Regions from separate parts of the Mus musculus genome. Here regions 1, 2 and 3 are each linked to region 4. Evidence: chromatin loops called from intact Hi-C (ENCODE). Cell type or tissue: heart. All regions are shown on one strand. Region 1 has its middle 50 kb from the start of Srl. Region 2 overlaps Tfap4 (transcription factor AP4). Region 3 overlaps Adcy9 (adenylate cyclase 9). Region 4 holds the start of Adcy9 (adenylate cyclase 9).

Region 1 (5,000 bases), 53 kb before region 4:
CACCAGCCACAGAGAGGGTTGCAAGCTGGGTCTCAGGCACAGGAAGCAGTTCACAAGGCAGCAGTCTTGGTGCGCATGCGCACGACCGCACTGCTCCGTCGCGCTCCCTAGCGGCCATCTCTCGGTGCTGTCGTGCTGGCACAGCGCATGCGCAGACGTGGAACCTCGCGGTGCTTCCTGAGTCTACACTGAGTCTCGAGTGGGCGGTGACTGGGCAGCCGGTCCCAAGATCTTTTCGAGGCTCAAAGTCCCCTCAACTCCTTCGTGTCCGAGTCCGAGCTCTGTCTTGTATCCGAGATCTAGTGGGACGTGAGGTAGTTGCACGCCATTACCTCAGCGCCAGCCGCCTTGCAGCTCCGGAGACCAAGCGGTGAGGCTAAAGAGGCCGATGCACCTGGCCCTTCCAAGCAGTCCCCCTCACCCTCCAGCCAGAGGACGTCTAGGAGCCTGAAGCCAGCCGAGTTACCCAGGGGACAAGGCTGTGTCCTGAAGGCCGGTGTTGCTGAGGCTCTGCCCTTCGGAAGCTGTGGAACTGACAACTTTGAAGCCCTGAGAGGATCTGCAAAATTCTGATTTAGGACCCAGGAGGCCTTGAACTTGCTCAGAGTTATATGCTGTGGACAGTACATCCTAGAGAATTTGGTGCTTGCTGTTTTTAGAGGGCTATTTTCTCCTGGGCCAGCCCCCAGCTAAAACAGGAAGTGAGGATTTTAAGAGATGATCCTAGGAGCTTGAAATTTAAGCTGACCTCCTCTGTCATTAGCCACAAAGCTTTAGCCTAAAGTGGTGGCGCATGTCTTTAATCCCAGCACTTGAGAGGCAGGTGGATCTTTGTGAGTTCTGGCCAGCCTGGTCTACAGATCGGGTTTGTACTGGCTAGTTTTGTGTCAACTTGAGTTGACACAGTCTGGAGTCTGGTGTGGTAGTCTTGGTTCTATAAGAAAGCAGGCTGAGGGCTGGTGAGATGGCTCAGTGGGTAAGAGCACCCGACTGCTCTTCCGAAGGTCAGGAGTTCAAATCCCAGCAACCACATGGTGGCTCACAACCATCCGTAACAGGATCTGACGCCCTCTTCTGTAGTGTCTGAAGACAGCTACAGTGTACTTACATATAATGAATAAATAAATCTTTGAAAAAAAAAAAAGCCAGGGGAAGCAAGCCAGTAATGAACATCCCTCCATGGCCTCTGCATCAGCTCCTGCTTTCTGACCTGCTTGACTCCCAGTCCTGACTTCCTTTGGTGATGAACAGCAGTGTGGAAGAGTAAGCCGAATAAACCCTTTCGTGGCCATGAGGTTTGTGCAGAAATAGAAACCCTGACTAAGACAGGGTTCCAGGACAGAGAAGCTCTTATCTCAAAAAACCAAAACAAATCAAAAGACAATGAAGCTCTGCTATTTTCCTCCACTTCAGTATGAGGGGAATCACCGCTCCTCCTGCCCCCAGTGAGATGGAAATGGCAGCTATAGGATACTATAATATATATATATATATATATACAGGGGCAATACTGTGGATACCGTAATATGATGTATATATACAGGGGTAATACTGTGGATACCGTAATATAATATACAGGGGTAATACTGTGGATACCATAATATGATATATATACAGGGGTAATACTGTGGTTACATTGGAATTCTTTGAGCTGTTCCCCAAATCATCAATTTTAGGATCTGAAAGGACATAAGAGATTCTGTAGTAGTTTCCTCAAGAAGCCAGCACTGGCTGTGGTAGCCCATGCCTTTAGTAGTAGAATTAAAGAAAGAGAAGGCAGAATCAGGCTGAGTTTTGTGAATTTGAGGTCAGCCTAGTATATATAGCGAGTTCCAAGACAGCTGGACTACATAGAGACCCTGTTTCAAAATAAGTAGGTAAACCAAAAACAAATCAAACAGTCATCGCCTTGGAATGTAGGCAGAGCACTTGATTACCATGTGTGAGGCACCCTCTCCTTCAGACATCCTCATCAGGAAATAAAATTAATTCGATTCTGTTTGGAACAAGCCCTGTGACAGGGATCTGAATTCAGAGCAGTGTGTGTCAGGGTCCACCAGGGTCAGGGTTAGCTCACCGAGCTCTAGGAGGCAGAGACTTCAAGTGTGGCTTCCCGGGCAGGTCTGTGGAGAACAAAAGAGCCACATTACATGGCAGCGCTCACCAAAGGACTTTTGCTTTTCTTTTTATTTACTCCTGGGACTTGTCTAGGGGCAGCTACAGGACATCTGCATGAAGCCCCACGTGGGTTGGCATTTCCCCTGATGGCTTGAATAGGCCATCTTTAGGTTAAAAGAGTAAGTTTGGGAATCTGAAAAAGTATCTTGGATTTCTGTTTGGTTTTCCTAGTGTAAGAGAGCTTTTGGAATTGAAGTGCTTCTGTCTGGAGCCATCTTTCCCCACCTCCTCATTCCCGAGATCCTTCACACTCTGGGCAGGGACCCAGGGTGCTGCCTCTCCTCTCCGCTCAGCTCTGACTCCCTGTTCCACCCACGAGCTCAGTTCTGCTAATTGCATTTCTGGTGCTGCTGGAGGAACACTGAGTTCCTCAGGGATAAGCAACAACCAGTTTGGTGGGTAGTTTTACCAGCACCCCTAAAATGGTGTGTTGTAGAGTCAAGAGCTTTAAAATTATTGGTCCCTTCCCCCCAGGCTTCTTCAGAATCTTTATTGACTGCTTCTTTCCTAGAGGGCTCACTAACCTTTCCCCCATCTAAGCCCCTCATCAAAGGAAGTTACAGTTTGTGTACTTCAAGCCTCACCCTGTGCTAGATGCTTCGTGTCTATTACTTATTTAATTCCACAGCAGTCCATTATGCAGAAAGTAGGGACTTTGCCTAGAGAGCAAATGTTTAAATATAAATAATTACAAATGATTTATATTTAAACATTTTTATTTACTTGTGTCCCCTTTGTACATATTTGTGTGAGTATATGTGCATATGCATGTGTGGGTGCCCAGGGAGGTCAAGAGAGGGTATTGGATCCTTTAGATGTGGAATTACAAGGAGCTGGGAGTTGCCCAACAGGAGCAGTAATTGCTCTAGCTGCTAAGCTGTCTACCTTGCCAGCCTCTGCCTATAGAACTTTTTTTTTTTTTAATTTAAATTTAAGGCTTTTTTGGGGGGGGTTGTTTTTTGCTTTTTGTTTTTGAGACAGGGTTTCTCTGTGTAGCCCTGGCTGTCCTGGAACTCACTTTGTAGACCAGGCTGGCCTCGAACTCAGAAATCCACCTGCCTCTGCCTCCCAAGTGCTGGGATTAAAGGTGTGCGCCACCACCACACGGCTAAATTTAAGACTTTTAAATTTAATTTTTTAAAAATGATTTTGAGAATTTCATTCATGAGTATACTGTACTTACATTACCCCCCCCCACGACACCCCCCCCCCCCCACACCCTGCCTTCCCTCCCTTTAATTCATTCTGTTTCCTGCTCTCTCTCCTATTGGGATACCTTCCTCCTCCTCCTCTTCCTGCTCCTCCGCCTCTTCCCCACTTTTTACAAACACACTCGAGCGCGCGCGCGCGCGCGCGCGCACACACACACACACACACACACACACACACCCTCAGGCACACCCTATTGAGTCCGTTATAGAAATATTTGAAAACCACAGATGTTAATACAGCCAGCATTGATCTCATGCTACTTCAAGGCTCAACTTGACACACTTCTCATTCAGAATAAACCCTGTTGCTAGAGTTTGGTTTCATTTTGTACTCTGGCTATTCAGAACTTTTTCCTTGTGCCATGTGCCATTGCCTGTGTCCTTAAGTCTTGGGCACAGTGCATGTGCTGTTGAACCTTATTTGTGGGTTTGCCTAATGTTTGACTCCGTCTGTGGTCTGTATGTTGTATATCCTACTATGCACCGTTCTTGGCAGTGTCTTCTTTGTTTACAGGCCATCTCACCTATTTATAATGCCAGCATCCAACTAGTTCTCTAAAACTCAGCACAGTTGACCCCTTGCACAAGACAATGTGCTTCCAATGTCAAAAGTTCAGCTTTGTGGGCCATCCCTGCATTTACTACAGTTTCCTTCTGTTATAGCAATTTGGATATGCAACTTACTTCCTTTGTTGGGCTGAAGTAGGGAATGTACTGTTAGTGGATCTCTCCAGTTCCTAATAGAGGATCTTACACTTTGTAAGCACTGGAGAATAAATGCATTCAGCTTTTTGTAGTGGACAGTATTAAGTTTCAAACCTGGGACAAAGCGCTGAGGTGCCTACTTAACATATCAAAGCGGAACTGGCCATCAGGGTCCTCCAGCATCCCTCAGTCCCTGCATGCCCATGCACAAACATCCTCATCAGAAAATAAAATTATTAGACTCGGTTTGGAACAAGCCCCATGACAGGGATCTGAATTCAGAGCAGTGTGTATCTTTCATCATTTTGTACTCTGGCTACTCAGAACTCTTTCCTTGTGTCATGTCCATGGCTGGCATACTCCACCCCCTATCCTGAACTCTCCGGCCTACGGGGCTGGGATGCTCTTCCCTAAGTAATCCAGCCATTTTGCTCACTTGCCCCTTTTGTGCCTTTGCCCTTCTAGCTAATGTCCCTTCTCTCCCCCTTCCATCCCCTTCCCCTTTCCCCACATGGCATATTCACTCTGGACTCTCTCAGATGTCTCCATCTGCCTATGTTCTCCCATGTCTATAATAAACTTTCTCCTCCACCTTACCCAAGGGTTGTGTCCTTCCTTCTTTCCTTCCTTCCTTTCTCTCTCTCTCTGTCTTTCTTTCTAAATCTGAATCATTTTTTAAAAATATATTTATTTATTTATTTGTATTTATATGAGTACTCTGTCTTCATATATACCCAGAAGAGGGCATCAGATCCCATTACAGATGGTTGTGAGCCACCATGTGGTTGCTGGAATTGTACTCGGGACCTCTGGGAACAGCAACCACCCTCCTCCTCCTCCTCTTCTTCCTCTTCCTCTTCCTCCTCCTCCTTCTCCTCCTTTTTTAATTCAGGAGAATCTACCAAG
Region 2 (5,000 bases), 120 kb before region 4:
GAGGTCTTTGTGTCCAAGGAGAAGCTATTATATTTTGTTAAGAAAATGGGGGTAGGGAACAAAATACCAAGAGGCCATTGTGCCTTTGTAAAGAAACAAAATAAAGTTTGTACTTGGTTTTTTAGATGCTGTAGTTATTGAGGATGTGCTGTTTTGGGATTCTGGCCTGGGCCGCTTGGCCTAGATTAAGGGGTATTTTTTTGGACTTCCAAATCCAGAGAGGACTGTGTGCACACGGTGGCACCTCTGAATTGTGTGTGAAGTTGCAATGAGGAGATCCGCACAGCCTGTGGGCTGCCCTGGAAGTTTCTGCAACAGTGGCGTGTGTGCTGGGGCTGAAGGGCGTGCCTCCAGTTTCTGTTTGAAGCCACCATGGGAGGGAAGGGCAAGCATGCCACATGTTTAACTCCTAGATAGAGAGCACAGATGCTCACAGGTCCTGGTAGACTGATGAGCCTGTGTGTACCTGTGGGAGCCTATGTGTGCCTGTGGGAGCCTGTGTGTACCTGTGGGAGCCTATGTGTGCCTGTGTGTGCCTGTGGGAGCCTGTGTGTGCCTGTGGGAGCCTGTGTGTGCCTGTGGGAGCCTGTGTGTGCCTGTGGGAGCCTGCGTGTGCCTGTGGGAGCCTGTGTGTGCCTGTGGGAGCCTGTGTGTGCCTGTGGGAGCCTGTGTGTGCCTGTGGGAGCCTGCGTGTGCCTGTGGGAGCCTGTGTGTGCCTGTGGGAGCCTGTGTGTGCCTGTGGGAGCCTGTGTGTGCCTGTGGGAGCCTGTGTGGGAGCTTGTGGGAGCCTGTGTGTACCTGTGGGAGCCTGTGTGTGCCTGTGGGAGCCTGTGTGGGAGCCTGTGTGTACCTGTGGGAGCCTGTGTGTACCTGTGGGAGCCTGTGTGGGAGCTTGTGGGAGCCTGTGTGTACCTGTGGGAGCCTGAGCTCTTCCTCCAGGTTTCAAATTCCCCTAGAAATTTGTGAGTTGTATCCTGTTTCCAAAACTGTTGGATGGTACCAACAACCCAGTGTGCTATGAATAACTGACCTTAACAGCAGTGGACAGTCGAGGATGGCTGTTGCCCTCAAGTTTGTCCTCCATGCAAACACCCATTTATTATGGTTCTTAGCCCACACACAGCTGAATTAATTCAGACCTGGCTTTAGAGCAGTGTGCAGCAGTTAAGCAGTGGAGGTGACTATAGGTTCAGATAAAACACTGCAGGAAAGTGCTTATGTGAACTCAGCCCTTGTTCCTAATGGAGGCTGGGAGTGTACGAAGATCTCAGCAAACACTGACCATGGGGAGCCTGGCTTTGTTATGCCGTGGCATGACACACAGAATAGCTATGTGGAGCTGGCTAAAAGATGGTGTTACTCGGGCTGGGTCTGGAGGAGTCTGCATTTGGAAAGGGGACATCTCCATGAAATGCCTGTAAGTACTCAGGCTTGGTCTCTGGCCATGGCAGCCAGTGCTCAACCAGACACTCACTTCCTCTGAACCTGTTTCCTTTTCTGGAAATTGTAAGTTCTGTTAGTTCAAGCAGCAGAGAGTCCATCAAGCTTCTTAGTCTTCCTGTGACTACAGCTCACTGTATACGACATGGCCCACGTCTCAGATGCTCAGGCTGTATGGGACGGAGGTCAGAGCAGAAAAGCCAGTTTCCATCTCCAGCCTGCACATGCACTCAGTAAAATGGTGGGAACGATCTTAAGCATTAGAAGTCTGCAAGGCATACAATTTGTCATTTTATTGCTGCACCTGATCCATTCACAATGTTGATAAGCTCATCCAATTCGAAAATATCTCAGGAGCTGAAGAAAAGACTAAGCGGTTAAGAGCACTGACTGAGTTCAATTGCCAGCAAGCACGTGGTGCCTCACAGCCATCTGTGATGGATCTGGTGTGTCTGAAGACAGCTACAGTGTACTCATATAAATAAAATAATTATTTTTTAAAAAAAGAAAATATCTCCACAACTTCCAAATGAGCTGCTTGTCACAAAGCAGTCACTTTTCATGACTCTTCCTCCCTATCCCATGTCATCCCATGTAGCCACCAATCTCACGTTAGTATTGAAAACAAAATAGTGGGGGCGGGCAAAATGACTTAAAGGTGATGGTGCCTGCTACCACCCTCTACCTGAGTTTGATGCAGGACCCACATGGTAGGAAGAGAGAATTGACTCCTGGGAGTGGTCCTCTGACCTCCACGTGTGTACTGTGGCACACTGGAAAATTCCAGCAGCACTCAGGAGGCAGGTGGTTTGGGTAAGCTTGGTAGGGATTTCAAGGTTGGGCAGGACTACTCAGTGCGATCCTGAGCGCAAAACAAACAAACAAACAACCCAAACCAAACCAAACAACCAACCAAACAGCCCCAAAACAAAAGACTCCCGAAAGCAAAGAAGAACCCGGACAAAACAGTTTGAGATTGCAGTCACTGAAATTCACACTTGATTGTGTGTAGTTCTGGTTTTATTGAGTAGCAACCTTCTCAGTGTTCCCCCAGCCTCTGTTGTTTCCCTGGTATGTTTCTGTTATAGTTCTGGTTTTTGCAAAATGTTATGTAAATAGTCGTACAATGGGTAGCCATCTGAGTATTATGTCTTTAGGCAGTTTATGCGTAATCTTCCTTAGGTGTGAGGTGGTCGGCAGGACTAGCTCCAATGCAACTTCCCAGAGCATCAACAGAGGGAGCTATGGGCCTAGGCTGTTTCTGGCGGGACCGAGGCTCTGCCTCCTTCCGGTCTCTGCTCTTGTCCCATGGTCCAGAGGCGGGGCTTGGGGTGGAGCCAAGGAAAATATTCCTTCTCAGGAAAATCGCTGGCGCCCAGCGGTGGTAGGCGGTCTCTTGAGAAGGCTGTGGAAACCCTTGGCGCGTTCACGCCCCTTCCGGGATTAGCCACGCCTTCTCAGCGTGCACACCTCCCGGCGCTTTGGGGCGTCTGGTGGAGTTCCCGCCCATAGGCGCGTCCGGCCCCGCCCACAGGCTGCGGAGCTTGAGCTCCGGGTGCCCGGCGGTTCGAGGCCACTTTTCGTCGGTCGGATGGTCGTGCCGGTACGCCTCAGCACGTGGGACTTTACAGTGTTCCAGAGGACGCCATAAAACAGCCGAAAAATAGGTGACATTTACGTACTACACTTAATTATGTCTGGAACATTGTCACCTCAGGGTGTATGCTGGGTACCTTAGGCTCCTTCATTGTTCCTGCTGAGCCCCAAGCCACGCGCTGCTAATGCAGGCAGAGCGAAAGATGGGAATAAGTTTGCAATATATTCTTATGTGCAAGGACGATGGACCTGTATTTTTTTTGTGTCGGGCTAGACTATTAGGCAAGTTATACCCCTATCCGTTTCCACTTAAAAAAGAAAATCTGTTTATACTTTTTAATTTCACTTTTAGGTTTCATTATGTAGTTTTTAGAGATTTGCTTATTTTTATTCTCTGTGTATGAGTTTGCCTACATGTATGAGCATGTGCATGTGTGGTGCCTGCAGTCCAAAAGAGGGTGTCGGGTCCCTTGGAACTGAAGGTTTTAAGATAGTTGTGAGCCCTCGTTGGGTGCTGAGAACTGAACCGTGCCTAGACCTCTGATCTTAATTGCTGAACGACCCCTGCAGCTCCTGTTTTATCTTTTTTGTTTGTGAGTTTATTATATGTGTACACACCTATAGTCTGAACACTTAGGTGGAAGCAGAAGGGTCAGGAGTTAAAATGCTATCCTCAGCCATATCTAAGTTTCAGACCAGCATGGAATACATGAGACCCTGTGCTAAGAAATCAAATGAAATAAGATAAATGTTTATCTATCTATCTATCTATCTATCATTTTTGATCAATCAATCAATCTCTCTTTGTAGCTCTGGCTATCTTGGAACTCACTCTGTAGAACAGAAACCTCTAACTTAGTCCACCTGTCTCTGCCTGCTGAAGGCTGGGATTAAAGATATGTGCCGCTCCCCCCTGGCGAGTGTTACTTTGTTTTAATAAAATCCAGTTAATCAAATGAAGTTGATTAAATCCAGTTTTTGTAAAACTGCATTCATTGTGCAGATCAAAGGACAACTTTTCTGGAGTCAGTTCTATCCTGTGTGGTCCCGGGAATGGAACCCAGATTGGAACCCAGATCGTCAGACTTGCCAGCAGGCGCTTTTACCCACTGAGATGTCTTACTAGCCCTGATGGAATTTTTTTAAAAAAAAAATCTTAATTGTGTGTTTGTGTCTTTGTACATGAGTGAAGGACCTGAGGAGGCCAGAAGAGGGCGTCAGATCCCCATGAGCTAGAGCTACAGGTTGTTGTGAACTGCCGGACAGAGTTGGGAACCAAACTCTGGTCCTCCAGAAGAGCAGAGACATGTAATTGCTGAGCCATTTCTTCAGTGCCCTCTTTTATTTAATCGAGTTTTTTTGAGAAAGGGTCATTCATACATTTCAGGCTGGCCTTGGCTCCCCGTATTACTGAGGGTCACTTTAGTTACTTACTGTGACTTCCTGATCCTCCTCTGTACCCAAGCGTTGGGATTGCAGGGTGTTCCGGTGCGTCGTGCATATGTATCAGCTCATGCATATGTATCAGCTCATGCATATGTATCAGCTTATGCATATGTATCAGCAGTATGTTACGTAGTTTTTTCATGAACCAGACAGCTTATTCCAGAAATATGGTTAAAGAGGTCCCAGCTGAGGCAGTGCTGGGTTTCTTTCTTTCTTTCTTTCTTTCTTTCTTTCTTTCTTTCTTTCTTTCTTTCTTTCTTTCCTTCTTTCTTTCCTTCTTTCTTCCTTTCTTCCTTTCTTCCTTCCTTTCTTTCTTTCTTTCTTTCTTTCTTTCTTTCTTTCTTTCTTTCTTTCTTTTTAAGATTTATTTATTGATTATATGTAAGTACACTGTAGCTGTCTTCAGACACTCCAGAAGAGGGCATCAGATCTCGTTACGGATGGTTGTGAGCCACCATGTGGTTGCTGGGATTTGAATTCTGGAACTTGGGAAGAGCAGTTGGTGCTTACTCACTGAG
Region 3 (5,000 bases), 50 kb after region 4:
TGCTGTTTTGAGAAATGTCCATCAGAGCCGATCCATGCTCCCAGTTGTCACAGCTCTTTAGCTTCTTCCTTCATCTTTGTCCTTTCATGACTTGGACATTTTGGAAGACAACTGGCTAGTTATTTTGTGCGACAGCCATTAGTTTAGGTTTGCTCATGACTAGATTTAGGATGTGCAGAGAAGAATGCTGCAGAGAGGCGATGTGAATCCAGCCCTGCTGATGTAGTGTTTGTTATTTCTAGATCTGTCATGTTTCATTACTTGGGGCAGAATTGATGAGTTTTTTTCCATCATAAAATTAATTGGTTATCATTTACAATTTGGTTAAAAAGTAGTACTCTATAAGGGAAACAAACATTTGTAACTGTTAGAATTGTGTTTCTCATTAGGCCTTTAGCTATCTTTGTTTCCTTGGATGCATCAGTTAGTATGGTAGTTACCAAACAGTGATGTTCTAATTGCACTATCTCATCTATATTTGTTAGCTGTCGTTCTGCTCTAAGAGAGTGAGTATGCCTGCCTCCCTACCTCCCTGTCTTCCCCTCCCTCCCTCCCTCTATCTGCCCCCCCCCCCCCAGTTTGTAGTCATTGGGTTTATGTAATCCTTTACTATCAACATTTGCTTTCAAGCTCCGACTGTCCTGGTGGGAGCTCGTTCATGCTGTGTCCTTTTAGTGTGTCCCTGCCATCCTTGAAGACTCCTTTACTTTTTGACAAAATACTTTCTGGGCTCTTCATGAATGTTTCTTCACTCCAGCTCTGGAATTGGCCTTTGCTGCAGTAAGCCTTGGTTTCCTATAGCAGAGAATGGTAAGCAATTGTCCATTGCTTCTGTCTGTTAGATCTCAGTGGACATATTAAGGGACACACAAGCATAGCTTTTATATATACATATCTGTTCATGCATTGGGTAGGCAGGCGTTAGAACTCTGTGTCTACCCACCTAACTAGCTATAAGAAACAAGATGTAATCTTCACCACATGGATAGGTCATTTTAACTTTATCCCGTCCTTGGCCTCTTCTTATTGTATTTACTATTTTTGTTTATTTGATCAGTAGCCTTGTATATCTTCTGACCTCTGGGCCATCGAGCCCCAGACCTTATCACCAGCATCAGGGGACTGGCAGCCTCAAAGCCTCAGTAGACCACAGCAGACAAACTCAGGTCTGCCTGTGCTGGCAAGCATACAGTGTGTTAGTTACTTTTTCATTGCTATGATAAAATATCTGACAGAAGCCACTTAAGGAAGACTTCGTTGGCTCACAGTTCAAGGGTATATTCCACGGCAGCTGGAAAGGCAGGAACTTGGGGCCACTGGTCACATTATATCCATGGTCTGGAAGCAGAGTGAATAACCAGTGCTGGGGCTTGGCTCTTTCTTTCTTTTTTATTTCTTTTAGAATGCCAGCCATATTTAGGGTAGGGCATCTATTAAAGTGATCTAGAAAGCCCCTTACAGATGTGCTCAGAGATCTGTTTCTAGATTTTAAAATCCTGTTGACAATCAAGGTTAACCCTAATAACTATTTTAACATTTTATACTTTTCTCTTAAAAGGTGACCCTGCTAATTAGGGGTGGGTCTTTGTAGTAGCAGTCTAAACAGAACTGCTTGCTATTCAGCAAAAGGGGAAGAAAATATCTTCCTCATCAACACTTCTCAGTCAGAGGGAAGGTTTTGACCCTGGAGAATAGCTGACTGTTGATAAAGGTGTCACGGGTGTGGACGTGCTAGGTCAGAAGGGTGGATCTTTGTAGCAGTGTTTCTCATCAGAGTGGTTCTGTGCTTTGCTCTGTGTCTGGAAGAACTATCTATCCATTTTCAAGTCAGCACTAGGGAGGGCTAGGCTTAGGTCTGAGCTGGTCAGGCACATGTAGGAGAATTGGTTTTGCCCTGGTTAAGGGGGCAGGGGTGTCTGTGTGTATGGTTGCCTGTGGCCAACTGCCTTGGCACAACAATTTCTTATTGGTCTAAGTGTAGTCCCAGGTTAGGATCTACACAGCTCTGCAAGGCAGGAGCTCACTGTCTACTTGTAGACGTATGGACAAACAGGTGGCAGAGTGAAGGTTTCCCAGTTTCCCAGTGAGCTAGACATCCCCTCAGCTAAGTTTCCCAGCTTGGAGCTGTGAGTCAGTTGCTAGGTAGTGACCTTTGCCACTGCAAGCCATCTGCTTCTCCTTCTCCAGGTTTAGAACTTTTCTGCTCAGGAATTACAGTTTCCTCATTGAAATCAGGAATGATCCTTGGAGACATTACTGGGTTTTCTCCAGTGAGGGACTGAAGAACCTGCCCAAGTGGTTCTTGGAGACCCTCAGGCTGTGTCAGAGAACCAGGCAGCTTGCTAGAGTGGGCTCTGCTGGAACATGTAGCTGTTACATTGTCTAGGCCAACAACATCTTGTGTTCAGTCCCTGTGCGCAAGACATCACAACAAGTTCTGGGAACGTGGAGAGGATTCCTGTGTACCTCCTACCCTCTGGCAGGGCAGAGCGGGCTCCTCTTGGGAAAGCAGGAGTTGGCACGCGTGTGTCATCGGTGGTTCACCATTTGGCCTCACTTGTGTGCCTGGATGAGTGCCATCTCTCTGCTCAGTTCTTGCGAGTGCACTGATGTTCCTTTCTGCCTGACCCATACCCTTCTCAAGGACAGGAGGGAGAGGGTTGCGTTAGGCTCACGTAGGCTTGAATGGCTCAATTTTCACACTCTGTTTTGACATTGTCCTGCCACTTGTTGAACAAAGAAGAGTCACACAAACCACAGAAGAGGAAGCCACGACAAAGGAGTAAATTGTGTCTCAGCAGTCAGTGTATGGAACTAATTTAGGATGATTTTTTTTTCCACTGTCAAAGAATTAAATGAAATTTGAACAATGCACAGTCAATTTCTCTTAACTGGGACTTCATCTTAATGTTATTAATGTTTTCTAATTTTAAAATGGCAGCACAAATACTGCTTTAAAATAGTACTTACAATTAATTAGATTTCTTTGGTATTTTCATGACAGCTCCTGATTATTGGGCATTTCTGTTTCCTCCTGTATTCATTTCTGTATGTCTCCCCACAGACAGAGCCCAGAAACCAATGAGGAGCTCTTTTTTTGCACCCTTCCCTAATTCAGACCTGTTTAGTCTAGGGAGAGCACAGTACAGAACTGGGTTCTTTTGTCCATACCTGGCGTCTTTCCCAGAGGACCAGGGTGGGCTGTGAGGAAAGGCCAAGTGCACACTTGAGAGCAGTAAGTTTGAGAGGTCTTACTGGTCATCTGAAACCCAAGGTCTTTCTCCTCACTGTGTTCTTGGAATTCAGTCTGTGATTCCCAGGCAATGGAGTCCAGCCTAGGTAATAAAGATAAATTTCAAGTCTAGCTTAGGAGCAGTGTCTGGTCTTGAACCCTGGCTGTGCTGCAGTGTACTGCCTCTGCTGGGCCTCCTGCCACCCAAGCCCCATGATCAAGGTTCTCCCAGAATTCTCAGGTCTCTGTCAGCTCCTCTCAGCTCACCTGTGTCCTGTGCTGGAGACTGATTCTGTATTTGAGTGGTTTTGGAAAATAAGTGTATTTCCTCTCATCCACCCACTAAAAACCTTGCCGTTGTGGAATGAACACCCCTACTATGGAGGAAAACTATGTTCTTTGCTTGTTCTCAAGCCAACATGTACTGTGTTGGGAGAAAAGAACAGAGATATTCCATTCATCTATCTCTGAAGTGTGAGGTGTGGCTGGGGAGACTGAGCCTCCTTGGAATCAAAACTCTTCAGCCAGAAGACTTGGGTCTGTGAGGTGAGGCGAGGCTGTGAGGATCCCGTGTAGCTGCCAGTGTCCTTTCGCTTTCTGTCTTGAACATAGATTCACATAGCATGTGACAGATTCCTATGTCAATCTATCTGCCCCTCAAAGAGAAGGCAGTGGTTGTTTTTTATCTCTTAACATACTGACTTTGTGAAACCCAGCTGCTCATCAATGGAAGAGCAAAGCTGTCTTGAGAGGCAAAGCATGTGGGAACTTAGAGATTAGGAGTGGAAGTCAAGTAAGGAGGCCCATGGCCTCATTCCGGGTCTGGGGAGGCTAAGGTGGAAGGGTTAGTGCAAGTCTGAGCTCAGTCTTAATACTTACAGTTTAAGATACAGGGCCCACCAGTAATTCAGTTCGAATGAGAATTAAAGACCCAGTCAATGCTAGCAGCAGAGTAGTTAGCCAGGGGACCAGGAGAACAGAGCCTGGTACCAGTTGTCTGAGTAATCTCAGTGTCTGTCTGTGTCTCTGTCTCTCCTCTCTCTCTGCGTTTTTTCCCAACCCAGCAACATTCTTTTACATTACTCTGGTCAATTAGCATAGAGACAACAATTTCCCCCCCAAAGCCATATTTTCCTTTAGCTCAGGAGATGTAAGTCTAAGCCTCCAATTTTGTATGACCATTTCTGCAAGGGAATCTACCTGTTGTTATAATACCTCTAGGTCCTGATCAACTTGTCTACTTAGTTTGCAAAGCAACAGAAGAGGCACATTCAGTCAAACCATTGGTGCGTGCCCACCAAGTAAGTCTCAGGGGCCCAGTAATATTGCTGTTGTCCAGATGAATTAACACAAAAGGCAGAATGACTGGCATCTCAATCAGGGGAATTGCCTAGGTTAACAGTTTTGGGATATTACAGTGGGCAAATTTTAGCCTATTGTAAGTTGTAAGTCCTCTGATGTTAATCTGGGCTGCCCCCAGTCACATCGAGCTTTGTCAGTCAGCGGGTTGATAGTCTGGCTCATTCTTATCTGTGTTGTGAAGGAGGTGGGAGTCTAAGCGCATCCAGCAATCCTGGCCTATTTCCTGCTGGGAATGATTAACTTGATCCCCAGTGTCCCTCCCTGTGACATAGAGTCTGATTCCCCAGGTCTTTCCTGTTTCCTAAATGCCAGAATTTTTTTTAAAGGAAAATTTCAGGAAGCCTCAGTTTTACAACCCCAATTTATGCAGTGGAAACTCCCTTGTTTCTGGCAACCTTGGGACAGA
Region 4 (5,000 bases):
GTCAGGAATTTGAAAGTTGCCATAAATGGTGGGTGCACTGAAGTGGTTTGTGGGAGGCAAGGAGACATGCAGACAGGTGAGCTTTCCTGTCTTTTAAGGTGACCAGGGAGTGAGGTAGCAATGAATTAAGAGAGAAAAATGGAAATGGTGAGACTTGTTTCTCAGAGCCTCTCACCAAGGTGGGTTGAGAGGAGACAGGCAGGGCCTGTGCTGGGTCACAGTGAGCTTCAAAGTCTGTCAGAGCTTCCAGAGTCTGAGGTCTGCTTTTAAAATATGAACTTATTATTGCCTTTTGTGGGACTTTGGGCATGTTACTTTCCAGTTCCTGTCTTCATGTCTCTAAGTGAGGGGCAATAATATCTTCCTCAGGGGGTTGTGGTCAACAGTAGGTCATGAGGAAAAGTGCTTGCTGGTCTCTGGCACTGGGATACTCGGGTCAGTACCAGCTGGCCACTGTTACTTGTTAGCTATTGGTGTGTGCTCCGCTTTTCCAAACCTCAGATACAGGAGGCACATAGTTCCTGCTCAATAAACATCTCTTTCTATCTTTAGCTTTATTCTGAAAAAAAGTTAGAGTTAGAAAAATGTTGTAAAAATACTAGGGAGTTCCCCTGCGACCTACACCCAGCTTCTCCTACTGTTAATGTCTTGGGTAACTGTGGGATTTAATGGGGATGCCATTAAATACACTGCATGTTTCACCAGCTGCCTTCCCACTGTTTTTTGTTTGTTTGTTTTTGTTTTTTTTCCTGTTCTACTTTGCCCTTTAATGACAATTTGCCCCTTACTTGTGACAATACCTTAGGCTCTGTGTTTGGTGACTCTGGCACTGTGAAGAGCACTTGGCAGTTTGGTTGTGGAGTATTTTTCAGATTAAGTTCCTTCCTCAGATGTTTTCTCATAATTAGATGGACATCTTGCACTTTGAGCTGGAATATATCAACAATGACACGTTTACTTTAAAAAGTTCCTGTTTATTGTGGTGCAATACATACTGCATAAAACTTACCATTTATGCAGTTGTACTTATCATTAAAGCAATCCAAAGACACTAGTACGTTCATGAAGTATACCTACTACAGAATCCACGGCGTTGTGTTCTCACTAGTTCCAGATGTTTTCATCACCCCAAAAGGAACCCCCAGGCTTGATAGTGTAGTCAATACCTAGTACTTCATACAACCGCAGGCATCCATCACCTGTATTTTCTCTATAGATTTGCTTGTTCTGGGCATTTCACATTAATACAATCATACAATATGTGGCCTCTTGTGTTTGGTTTCTTTTACCCAGTGTGTTTCAGAGGTTGTAGCAAGTGTACTTCATTTTTATAGTCGAATAATATTCGGTTGTATAGATAGTCTATATTTTACCTTCCTATTCCTGAATTCCACAGTGACTGTGGATGCCTGGGATGGGCCCCGAGAGCTGTGGGAAGGAAGGGTCAGTTAGTCCCCTGTGGTTGCAGAAAAACACTGTACGGTGTGGCAGCCAGGGTGCGACCAGAGAATATAGAATTGTGTTTATTCAGGCCAGAGTTTACACAGACCAATGTAGAACTTATTAATGGGAAGCTGATTTCTTTGAACGTTTTCCTTGTGGAGAGGGAAAAACAGTTGTTCATGTGAAGAATGAAAGATCTTCAAAGTCGGGAAGATAACTTCCCCAGGGGGTTGGCAAAGGTGGTCCTCAGTGGTGCTCGACTTTAGAAGCTATCAGAAGTGGCTTGGCTGGTGATGATCATTTCCATCCCCCAGCAAGTTCAGAGGGGCCTAGCACCACTGGGAACACTCCTACATTGCTGGCAGAATGGGAGGGAGGTCACAATCGAGCAAAGCCAGGGACTGAAAACTTCGATGTATCCAAAAGGTAAACTGCGCTTAGATGCTTCCTGTGCGGACTTGGGGGCCAGGCTGCGGGGCAAGTAGTCAAAGGCAGCCAAGGCCTCGGAAGAAGGCGGAGGCCTGGTGCCCACAGCAGGCGGCCCAGGCTCGGAGCAGCCCAGGGCGGAGGGCGGCGCCCAGAGCGCGTCCGCCCGGCCCCGCCCCGCTGCAGCCCCGAGCCGGGCGCGCGCTCCTAGGCGGGGTGGCGCGCTGCTGGTGCGCGTGTCCCGGACCCGGCGGTGACGTGCGCGGGCCGCGCGTGCGCGCTGCGGCAGAGGAGAGGGGCGGCGCGGGCGCGCGTCTGTCAGTGACAGCGGGAGGGGGAGGAGGAGGGGGCCGGAGATGGTGGTGGCGGCGGCTGCGGCTGCTACTCTTCCGACCTGAGGCAGCGGCTGCGGGAGAGCGGGCGGCGGGCGCAGCCGCAGCGGCATCTGTAGCTCAGGCAGGGCCCCTGGGGCGTGGGCGCGGCGTGCGGACGACCGGCGTGCTGGCCAGCCGGCGTCGCGGGAGTCAGGCTCTGCGGCAGCCCGCACGGCGGTCTGTGGAGGGGCCCGCGCAGTGCCCCGAGCTCGGCTCTGGGCCGGGGTGCGTTCGGCTGCGGGCAGCAGGCCCTGCTAGACCGGCCGCTCGGACGGGCGGCCCTCGGGCTCCTCAAGCTCGCGAGCAGGGGCGCGGGGCAGGGTAGCCCGCTGGTGCTTAGCCGCAAGGGGACGGAACGCGGCAGGAGCCGCAGGTTGGCCCGCGCGCTTTGACGCACCGGGCGCTGCTGCGGCAGGATGAAGCGCTGCTCGCCTCCCGAGTTGTTTTTGCGAAAGCTGCTCCCGGTGCCCCGAGCGCTCAAGGTCTGAACTTCCCTCTGGAGCTGCAGTTGGAGTTGCACGGGGAGAGGCCACCAGCGGGCGACGGCGCCCGAGGGGAGCGCAGCGCAGCGCTGCCGGGGACCCAAGACTCAGCGCGGCCGCGGCACGAGAACCCTGGGAGCACCAGGTACGGCCCGTGCGGTTCTCGCTCGCCTTGGCGCTTTTATGCGCCGTTATGGGCAGTTTTGGTGAACATATGGTGGTGCCTTCCCAAGTGGCTCGCCAGAGCTCGCACTCGCGACAAGCACAGGTCGCGTGGCCCTCCGGGAGTGTGTGTAGTCAGGCCGCTCTAATTCTGCTGGTTTTGCCTGCAGGTGCCCCTGACCTGGTCGGGAAAGGTTCCAAGAGCTCGGCAACATGGCTTCCTCACCCCACCAGCAGCTGCTGCATCACCATAGCACCGAGGTGAGCTGCGACTCAAGCGGAGACAGCAACAGCGTGAGGGTCAAGATCAACCCTAAGCAGCTGTCCTCCAACACCCACCCGAAGCACTGCAAGTACAGCATCTCCTCCAGCTGTAGCAGCTCGGGAGACTCAGGGGGCCTTCCCCGGAGGGTTGGCGGCGGGGGTCGCCTGCGCAGACAGAAGAAGCTGCCCCAGCTTTTTGAGAGGGCCTCCAGCCGGTGGTGGGACCCCAAATTCGACTCCATGAACCTGGAGGAGGCCTGCCTGGAGCGCTGCTTTCCGCAGACCCAGCGCCGCTTCCGGTACGCACTCTTTTATGTGGGCTTCGCCTGCCTTCTCTGGAGCATCTATTTCGCTGTCCACATGAAATCCAAAGTGATTGTCATGGTGGTCCCAGCTCTGTGCTTCCTGGTGGTGTGTGTGGGCTTTTTCCTGTTTACTTTCACCAAGCTGTACGCCCGGCATTATGCGTGGACCTCGCTGGCTCTCACCCTGCTGGTGTTCGCCCTGACCCTGGCTGCGCAGTTTCAGGTTTGGACACCTCTGTCAGGACGTGTTGACAGCTCCAATCATACTCTCACGGCCACTCCGGCGGACACTTGCTTATCTCAAGTAGGAAGCTTCTCCATATGCATCGAAGTGCTCCTTTTGCTCTACACAGTCATGCAGTTACCTCTGTACCTGAGCTTGTTTTTGGGGGTGGTCTATTCTGTCCTTTTTGAGACCTTCGGCTACCACTTCCGAAACGAAGACTGCTACCCTTCTCCGGGCCCTGGGGCCCTGCACTGGGAGCTGCTGAGCAGAGCCCTGCTTCACGTGTGCATTCACGCTATCGGGATCCATCTGTTTGTCATGTCTCAGGTGAGGTCCAGGAGCACCTTTCTCAAGGTGGGACAATCCATTATGCACGGCAAAGATCTGGAAGTAGAGAAAGCCCTGAAAGAGAGGATGATTCATTCAGTGATGCCAAGAATCATAGCCGACGACTTAATGAAACAAGGGGACGAGGAGAGTGAGAATTCCGTCAAGAGGCATGCCACCTCCAGTCCCAAGAACAGGAAGAAGAAGTCCTCCATACAGAAGGCACCGATAGCATTCCGCCCCTTTAAGATGCAGCAGATTGAAGAAGTCAGTATTTTATTTGCAGACATTGTGGGTTTCACCAAGATGAGCGCCAACAAATCTGCGCATGCCTTGGTAGGCCTACTCAATGACCTGTTCGGTCGCTTTGACCGCCTGTGTGAGCAGACCAAGTGTGAGAAGATCAGCACTCTGGGGGACTGTTATTACTGTGTGGCAGGGTGTCCGGAGCCCCGGGCAGACCATGCCTACTGCTGCATTGAAATGGGCTTAGGCATGATAAAAGCCATCGAGCAGTTCTGCCAGGAGAAGAAAGAGATGGTGAACATGCGTGTTGGGGTTCACACGGGGACTGTCCTGTGTGGCATCCTGGGCATGAGGAGGTTTAAATTTGATGTGTGGTCCAACGATGTGAACTTGGCTAATCTCATGGAGCAGCTGGGAGTGGCTGGCAAAGTTCACATATCTGAGGCCACTGCAAAATACTTAGACGACAGGTATGAAATGGAAGATGGGAGAGTTATTGAGCGCCTTGGGCAGAGTGTGGTGGCTGACCAGTTGAAAGGTACGTGCTTTTCTTTGTCTTCTCCCTTCCCCATCCTGTTTGCCTTCCATGGTATTAACAATAATTGAAAAACCTCTTTGCAGCGAGCGATAGTGTCTGGAGGCAGTTGGCTGTCTCGGTACACCTGACTGTGGGGAATCAGTGTGCCTTTTGTTTTTCTAGTGAGTCAGATGTTATAGACCTAGTCACAGTGCAGACATGAACACG

The links. Peaks named below come from ENCODE experiments on the same cell type or tissue, not always from the same donor. Only the 100,000 strongest peaks of a DNase experiment are listed, where the experiment ranks them.
Region 1: it touches region 4 in a loop (4-fold over the local background); 17 of 42 quality-filtered maps call a loop at or near these places.
Region 2: a loop joins it to region 4, with 3 times the contacts of the local background. A loop is called at or near these places in 11 of 42 quality-filtered maps.
Region 3: it touches region 4 in a loop (1.8-fold over the local background); 5 of 42 quality-filtered maps call a loop at or near these places.

The regions. Positions count from the first base shown.
Region 1 is chr16:4,470,369-4,475,368 of GRCm38, reverse strand. No RefSeq gene overlaps it. Among named protein-coding and RNA genes, the nearest start is that of Srl, 50 kb to the left of the region's middle. In heart, a CTCF peak has its summit at 114; DNase peaks (open chromatin) are centred at 118, 758 and 2,468; H3K4me3 peaks cover 902 bases; H3K27ac peaks cover 936 bases.
Region 2 is chr16:4,539,787-4,544,786 of GRCm38, reverse strand. It overlaps Tfap4 (transcription factor AP4), which reads left to right. Exons shown (of 7, transcript NM_031182.2): 7 at 1-126. It also overlaps a transcript of Srl not described here. Among named protein-coding and RNA genes, the nearest start is that of Tfap4, 17 kb to the left of the region's middle. In heart, CTCF peaks have their summits at 2,480 and 2,679; DNase peaks (open chromatin) are centred at 2,196 and 2,806; H3K4me3 peaks cover 1,798 bases; H3K27ac peaks cover 1,523 bases.
Region 3 is chr16:4,367,924-4,372,923 of GRCm38, reverse strand. All of the region lies in intron 2 of Adcy9 (adenylate cyclase 9), which reads left to right. Among named protein-coding and RNA genes, the nearest start is that of Adcy9, 50 kb to the left of the region's middle. In heart, no CTCF peak of the experiment used is centred here; a DNase peak (open chromatin) is centred at 2,543.
Region 4 is chr16:4,417,646-4,422,645 of GRCm38, reverse strand. Adcy9 (adenylate cyclase 9) reads left to right here and starts at 2,148. Exons shown (of 11, transcript NM_009624.3): 1 at 2,148-2,870; 2 at 3,058-4,793. The coding sequence starts at 3,101. In heart, CTCF peaks have their summits at 2,537 and 2,738; DNase peaks (open chromatin) are centred at 2,125, 3,235, 3,735 and 4,492; H3K4me3 peaks cover 2,405 bases; H3K27ac peaks cover 2,199 bases; H3K27me3 peaks cover 1,833 bases.